2 separate regions of the Homo sapiens genome follow, and region 1 is linked to region 2. A link is an interaction called in ENCODE POLR2A ChIA-PET data of the cell type or tissue named here. Cell type or tissue: PC-9. All regions are shown on one strand.

Region 1 (4,000 bases), 180 kb before region 2:
CTCTTACCAGGGGCTGAACACTGCAAACATAGAAGTGAGTTCTCAGGTCCCCGACTTCCCCTCATCCACTTCTCTCCATGATCCTGTGTCCTTTCTCATTGCTTGACCTAGTCCACACCAGCTCCACCAAATTCACATCCCAAATTTCTGTTGCTCAGTGGATCCAAGATCAGGCCAAAGTGAAATTCGTTGGGTGCAGCTGTGGGTCCCTGGAGTCCAGAAGTTTCATGGTGTGAGAGGGAGGCCACTGTTGGTAGAACAGGATGGGGGTCCTGAAGTTGTATCTGAGCTCTGTATTTGCATTTTCACCACAACTTAAATGACCTCAAATGACAGGGTAGGAAAGACCTCAAAAATCATCTAAAGAAGCACAACCTGGAGTGCTTCCTGACATTCCCTGACCCCGGCTCCCAAACTTGAGAGAGACAGTGCTGATCACTCAAAGCACTTCTTCCTGCTGAGCTCAGATACACTTTCAGATCTTTCCCACGCAGCGCTGTGGGCTGCCCCATCAGTCACTGGGAGGTGGCTCACAAAAAAAAGTACTTGTCCTCAGACCTGGTTCAAGACCCTCATTTTTTGCTATTGTGAAAATAGAGATCCAGAAGGGTGAAAGGACTTGTCCAAGGTCGTGCAGCCCAGCTGGAACTTGAAAACATACCTTTTGATTCTCTTAAGTCTACTGTTCTTTCTTCTGAATGTGCTGACTTAGTACCATTAGTATATGGTAATATGCCAACCCAATTCAAACTCTACATATGCTTCACTGGAAAATCAATCAAGCAAATTGATAGAGCTCCGTGTTGTGGAAAGAACACTGAGCTGCGATTTTATCTCTGGTCTGGCAATAAACCAGCTGTGTGACCTTGGGTCAGTCAATTCACTTCTCTGAGTCTCAGTTTCCTCATCTGTCTAATTGTGGGGGCAGGGTGATTTTTATGATCTGTAAGGTACCTTTAAATATTAATAATCTGTGATTTCATTTGCCCAGAATTATGCCAGACATTTTTCTAGCTATAAATAGACAGAAGAGAAGACACAACCATACAATACAAGAAGCAACAAAACATTAATATAATTAATATAACTTTTAATTTATATAATTAAGGGCCAGGAGGTGTGGAACTTACTGAGGCCCTCTGGGAGTTAAGAGGAGGGAGTTCTGAGTGGTAGGGAGTTGTCTTTGTGGAAAGGAGAATTCAGCCTGGCCCTAGAGGATGGGTGGTAGATAGGGGACAATGGCACTGCAGGCAACAGGAGGAAAATAAAGTGGCAGCAAGGTGAGATACGCAGTGTGTGTTTAGGAACAGAACAGCCTGACTGGAGAGGAGGTGGAGGAAGTCTTAGGAATGCTTTAGGGAGTCAGAGGTGAGCATGGAGCCCAGTGTCACATGGAATGTGGAGGAGAGGTCCTATTCTCTACAGAGACCTATAGGGGAATCTTTTGTTTTGTTGAATAAAAGGTGAAAATGATAGAGATTCAACTCAAACTGGCTTAACCAAAACAGTGGATTTGTTAACTCACACAATCAAAAACCCCAGGTTAGACTTCAGCTGTAATTGGACCCAGGGGCTCAAAAAATCTCACTGGGAATGTGCCCTTCTCCGTTTGTACTTTCTTCTGTGTTGGCCTCATTCCCAACAGCCATTTCCAACTGGTGGCAAGATGGCGCCCAGCAGCTCCCAACTTACATTTTACCACTTAAGACTGGTGGAAAGAGAGCTCCTTATTCTGCCAGTTTTGTGAAAGTCCTGGGGTGGATGCTCATTGACCCAGATGTGATCTCGTTCCCATCTCTGAACCAATCACCAAGGCCACGGGCGGGATGCAAGGCCCCGATGGACCAGGCCTGAGGCACATGCTCATCCCTGGAGCCGGAGAGTGGGATCTTCCCCAGAGGAACTGGGGAAACTGAAAATGGGATGGGATGATGATTCCTAGAGAAAAATCATAGGGCCACTATCAAAAGTAGGAGTGGAGGCATCCCGGACAGGCAAACTCAGCAGATGTCCAGCACCAAGAGTATTTCATCAGGCTTCATGTGGAAGAAACTAGGCTGTGTCTTTAAGACAGAGCCAGACTAAGCAGTAATTCTGCATAGGGGAACTCAGTTACTCAACTCTAAAACCTGCTGGGCAAGGGTTCTGAGAGGCCGCAGTGAGGTGGATGGGACGACAGCCTCGGGGCAGGTCTCATCTTTCTTACATTAATACTTCTTGGAGAGACTCAGCAGCAGGGCAGGAATTTGTTAAATTACATAAACATTATTGTGACCCGTAAAATTCAATGAATCTCGGCCTGTTTACCCTCGGCTGGCTTTAATGTTTGCACAGTGTAATTTAATGTGTCAATTTGCTCTCAAATAAAAAACATCTGGCCCTCTGACATGCCAAAGAAACCGGAGAGCTGATGTTCAAAATCAGCTAAAAGTCCCAATCAGGGATGATGTTTTGAGGAAGAAAAAAAAAGGCAAGAGGCTCAGAAAAGGAAGCCAAGAGTGTTAGGATCCATTCCTGGCGGAGTGACAACCCTCTGTTTGTGAGTCTGTAAGATCAGTAAATTTTATCCTAATTAGAATTAAGAAAAGCCGAGAAGAGCACATACCATCTTTAACTGGCACCCATTGTGCAATTAAATTTCCTGTGGCTGTCCCTGCCAATATTGACATTCATGCTATTGGATTTTTAACAATCTTATTATTTTGTAATTGAGAGGAGCAAGAAGAAAATTATGCTTTTCTGTATAGATGATCTTCCCAGCTAAAGTACCGCTTCCTACAGCAGTTGGCCTGCCTAAGCTCTTTCCCTCCCTGGGGGTTGGTGGTGTTTGGGGAAGAGAAGGGGAGGGGGGACTGGCTGAGTGTGTGGTTTTCCAGTAAGATCATCTATGCGGCCTGTCTTGCTTTGGTCTCCAGTAAATAATGGTACTGCTCACTCCTGCAGACAGAGGCAGGGCTTGGCAGGCAGGTCTGAGTTGGAGGCACTGACCTACATAGAGCAGGGGACAGGGGAAACAGGTGGGGCATTGAAGGCCTTTCAGGGACACCCCTACCTGCTGCTGGTGGCTGCTCATTGATTCTGACTGCTGGGGCCTCCCCAGGAGCTGGGCAGGCCGAGGTGGCCCGAGGGACACTTTATCCATCTCCCTCTCCGGCAGCTCTCTTTCTTAGCACCCAAGGCTGGGCCAGGCTGAAGGAACCAGGGAGGGATGGTTTCCACTCCCCAGTTTCTCACCCCAGTAAATGCTTGAGACATCCTGATGAAAAAGAGTTCGGCCTGGAGCCCGGGCAGCCACCCTGCTGGAAGGAGCGGAGCCTGCTTTCCTGGCTGTGGAATGACGGGGTCAAAGCGAGTTCAGGCTTTGCTTTAATTGAGTAGAAGATAGTTCTTCCTTAAGGGAGCCCTGAAACAGTGCTTCGGCAGAGCAGAATGACTTCCCATATTGTCAGAAGGGATTAGCCTGGCTGGTTTGTAAATAAAGAGTGATCCTTCTTTCCCCTCTAGGACAAACAGATCATATTTTCTTCAGATCACCAGGGCCGGGGCTCCCTCTAATCAAGTCCTTGACATTTCAGTAAGACTCAAGGAGTTACATGTTTTCCATGATTGTGCCTTTGGTAATTACCCATTTTCCTAAACGATTGCTATTTTCCAAATTCAAAACGTTTTGAGGAAGTGGGAAAATGAAATGTCTCTCCAATGACGTGAAGATGAAGGGGAGGGACAGAGGTGGAGGTGCGGAAAGGAGCAGGTCTCTTGAGGCTGGGACAACATCATCCTAATAAGCACCACGGAACAGATCCCTGGACCACTGAGGTGCTTTCTAATCTATTCATTTTTCCATTCCTTTGGGAAACAATAGTTTCTGAAGCCCTTGCCAGGTGCCAGACGTCATGCTGGCCACCGAGGGCAGAGTAAGACCTGTTTCTGCCCACTCCAAGGAGCTCCAGTCTAATGGGAAAGACCAGCATGTAGGCTAATTACAACAACAAAACGTCTT
Region 2 (4,000 bases):
AAATTACTTGACTTCTAGGTACCTCAGTTTCCTCAGGTGCAATCTAGAGCTAAGACTACCAACTTGGTCAATCTGGAAGGTCAGTTCTGAGGTTTCCACTGCAGGCTTTGGGGTGGAGTATGGGGAGGCCCCATCCTGCTGAGCTGGGTTTGGAGCTGGGTTTGGGCAATGGCAGTTCCTGCGTCTAAGGTTCATAAAAGGCCCCCTTTTCCAGATCTCTTGGATCTTCCAATCTATTCCTCATTTAGCCTTACTAGGGGTGCTTACCTGCGGACTCTGATGTGGGTTCCTGCCCACTGAAATGGGTTTTCCTTGGCTACAAAGGTATAGCCTTTTCTGCACACAAGAGTCTAATATAGGGAGGTCACTTGATGTCACAGACAGGGCCTTAGAGTGAAGAGAGGGCAGCATTAGCAAATCCACAGCTCCAGGAAGTCCCCTGATATGACACCTCTCCTAGTCTTCCCCCTCCTTATGTTCTGGGACCACACCCCTCCCCAGCTTCCCAGGCCAGGCCTTTCCCACTACTTCACTCCCCTTCCTGCTGACCTCTCTCCATCATGGCTCCCGAGGCATGGGCACCGGCGGGAGGGGTGGAGGTGACAGCACAGGATCAACAGCTGCCAGCCTAAGTTGAGTCCAGCAGAAAGCAGAGGGGTCCCCAAGTGGTTTCCAACATGTCAAACATCCTACTGAGAACCCCCCATAGATTAGACTTAGCTCTCACCGCAGGCTTACGGAACTCCACGGTCTGAGCTGTCGGCAAAACCTAATTCATTTGGCAGACTCAGTCTTTCACATTAGGGGGTTTATGGTGGTTAAAGATAATGAAGGGACTCATGGCAATAAATAGTTTGGAGTAGGGTGGCCTGAACAACCTTGCTAAGAAATAAGGATTCAGGCCGGGCGCGGTGGCTCATGCTTGTGATCCCAGCACTTTGGGAGGCCAAGGTGGGCGGATCACGAGATCAGGAGATTGAGACCATCCTGGCTAACACGGTGAAACCTCGTCTCTACTAGAAACACAAAAAATTAGCCGGGCGTAGTGGCAGGCGCCTGTAATCCCAGCTACTCGGAGACGCTGAGGCAGGAGAATGGCGTGAACCCTGGAGGCAGAGCTTGCAGTGAGCCGAGATCGCGTCACTGCACTCCAGCCTGGGAGACAGAGAGAGACTCCATCTCAAAAAAAAAAAAAAAGAAATAAGGATTCAGTTGTGACTTCTGTCTTGGGTCCCTCCAATCTCCATTCCCACCCCCACAATTATCACCTTCCTGCCTTCCTTTGGTGACCTCTTCCCCCTTGAATCACGCCCTAGGCAGGCACTCATCTGTTCTCAGGGCCATCTTCATAGGCTCTTCCCTGCAGGAGAGAAAGCATTTTGTGCAAGCTCCACCTAAAAGTTATGCGGGCTTTCCAGCCTGTTCCTCCCACCTCCTTCCTGCCCCTGAATCTTCCCGCAGGGTCACCCTGAGGACAAGCAGTTTACTAACTCGAGGGAGAGCAGGGAACTCACATTCTGGGTATCAATGAAATTTATGAGTCATGGATATCACAGGACCCTGTTTTCGTTTGACTTCATTCGCCGCTTCCTTTCTTCGTATTAATTTCTCCCAACAGCCCACTTATCTTCCCTCTTGGAGCCCTGCCCGCCATCGCTTTCCCTGATACATGGTATCTCTAACAGGCTAAAGCACTCAGCGATGCCATTGCTTGAGAGTCGGCTTGCTCAAGCACTCACAAGTTACACTCTGTGGCTAATCAAATGTCAAAACAATCTCCCCCGCGATTTGGAGGAGCTTGGTGACAGGAAGACATTGGCCACTGAGCCATCAGAACAGGCCACGTTTGCTTGGTGGCAGGCAGTGAGACCGGTTTCTGCCGCGTTACATTCCGGGTGGCCGCTTTCCCTGAGAAGCAGCTGCTCTGCAGTTAGTGGGGTTTGGGGTTTGGAATTTGTTTCTTCTTTTCTTTTGAAGGCAGAGAGATACTCCATGCCAAGGGTCAGCAGGGTGGGGGGTGGCGGCGGGGAGGTGGTTGAATTTTTTTCTATGACAAAATGTTGTCAGGTCTCTGAATCATAGCAGCCACAGCGGTGGTTAAAGAGAAGAGATCGCATCTAGGAGCTGGTCTCAGTTCTGCCACAGAGAACACTGGACGAGTCACAGCCACTCTGAACTTCTGTTTCCTCTTCTGGAATATGAGGAAATTGGGTTAAATGGTCCCTGTGGTTCAAGAACCAGAAGATGATTCAACTTGACACCATACCTTACAATTTAAACACTTCTGTGCTTGTTATTTCATTTGATGTTCACAGTAAGCCCATAAGTGAACAGGAGAGGGATTATTATCTCTATTTTATAGCAGTGAAATGACTTGTGGTGGTTATACATCCTGCCCATGACAGAGCTTAGCCTGGGTCATGGGCTGGTGTCCTTCTCCTAGCCCAGGCTTGTCTCAACTCCTCATGCTCACAGGGTAGATTCCTTGAGCCGAACCACCTCCACCTTCAGCGCCACGCGGGAGCTTTTGTTCAAGCCAGAATTCAGGGATCATCCTGTCCACTTCATTTTCTGCTGAAAAAATTGAGCTCCATAGAGGGAAGCAAAAGGGCCTCCCCCGGCTCACACCGCAAAGCGTCCCATTCTCCTGATGTGGAACCACTCCACTCTTCTCGTGGGTCCCATGGGAGTGAAAATGCCTGCATCTTGGGCCTGGGCTAAGGATGGATCTGTCAAAAACAGTGACACTGATAAGTTTTGGGTGCATTTGAGACACCACCACTGTGTCATCATTACCCACACTGCTGTCATGAGGTCTTGAGAAATTGTCACCGGGGTCCTCTTGGGGTCTGATGTGCTAAGAGAGGTCAGGACAGGCTAATCTGTGTCTGCTCCATGCCCCCTCCACATCTACCTGAGCCTTTGAGAGTGCCTAGCTCATTCTCCCTGCTCCTTAAAATCCTCCAAGTTCCACAGCCCCACCTAGACCTCAGAGTGAGTGGTTCACTTTGCGGCACTCAGGCCCACTCAGTGACCACAACAAACACAGCTTGCAGGGTCTGGCTGGCCACAGGTGCTGTCCCTTCTGCCCACCTGGCAAATGCTATCTCTTCTCTCCAGATTTAGCTTGCTGGCCCCCTCTTCCATAGGGCCCCTGAAGAGGCAAGTGCTTCCTTTTCCCACTCCCACGACTGTGCAGAAAGCCTCTGACAAAGCACTTTCACTTTCACATGGTGGCCACTGGTCTCCGAGGCTGTTCTCCTTTTAACTGGCAGCTCAGTGAAGACAGGGGTTGTACTTTGTTTCTCTCAGTATCTTCAGCGCCTAGACCCTGATGGGGCTCAGTGACCTTAGAGGGAGAGGGGATGAGCTTTACATGCTGATCAGGAGCACAGGCCTTGGCAGCAGGCTGGCCTGCACTGAAATCCAGTTCTGCCATTAACCTACATGTCATCCAAACCTCTCTGAGCCTCAGTTTTCAAATCTACAAAATGGGAAGATTGGTACTGCCGGCCTCATCAGGATGAATGGGAAAAACCATGGAAAGAGCTTAGCATATCACAGGCAGTAACCGGGAACTATTGTCATTATCATTGGGGAATTCCCCAAAAGGTTCCTCTGTGAGCTCACAAGAAAGCCCCTGGGTCTCCACGCCGTCTGCAGGAAGCACCCCGGGGATTGGCAGCCCTTCCCTGCCCTGCCTTCTTCTCCAGCTGCAGTCGGAAAACCCCTTTCTCAGGATGCCCCAGACAGGGCCAAGCTGCTTTCCTTCCCCTTGTTGACACAGGGAAGACCTGGCTGCCTGGAGCCTTGACTGGGCCTCCCACTCTTTGAAGTGCAAACACCGAGCTGTGTATTTTGGGCCCCTCTGAAGGGCCGTTTCTGGTGAAATACCAGGTTTTGAAATACTTCACTCCTTGTTTGCATTCGGAAGCCCATACATGCTCAGGTCTCTCAAGGCCTGTATTCAGAGAGGCTGGAGGTAATGTGGGCGAAAGAA

The links. ChIA-PET counts read pairs that join two places held together with the same protein. Peaks named below come from ENCODE experiments on the same cell type or tissue, not always from the same donor. Only the 100,000 strongest peaks of a DNase experiment are listed, where the experiment ranks them.
Region 1: POLR2A ChIA-PET joins it to region 2 with 8 read pairs; 4 of 35 experiments call an interaction of 5 or more read pairs at or near these places.

What each region holds. Positions count from the first base shown.
Region 1 is chr15:70,322,585-70,326,584 of GRCh38, reverse strand. No RefSeq gene overlaps it. Among named protein-coding and RNA genes, the nearest start is that of LINC02205, 180 kb to the left of the region's middle. RefSeq lists an enhancer at 3,111-3,630. In PC-9, no CTCF peak of the experiment used is centred here; a DNase peak (open chromatin) is centred at 2,204; H3K27ac peaks cover 1,759 bases.
Region 2 is chr15:70,140,513-70,144,512 of GRCh38, reverse strand. No RefSeq gene overlaps it. Among named protein-coding and RNA genes, the nearest start is that of TLE3, 45 kb to the right of the region's middle. RefSeq lists enhancers at 3,341-3,440, 3,208-3,711. In PC-9, no CTCF peak of the experiment used is centred here; DNase peaks (open chromatin) are centred at 1,462 and 2,152; H3K27ac peaks cover 1,545 bases.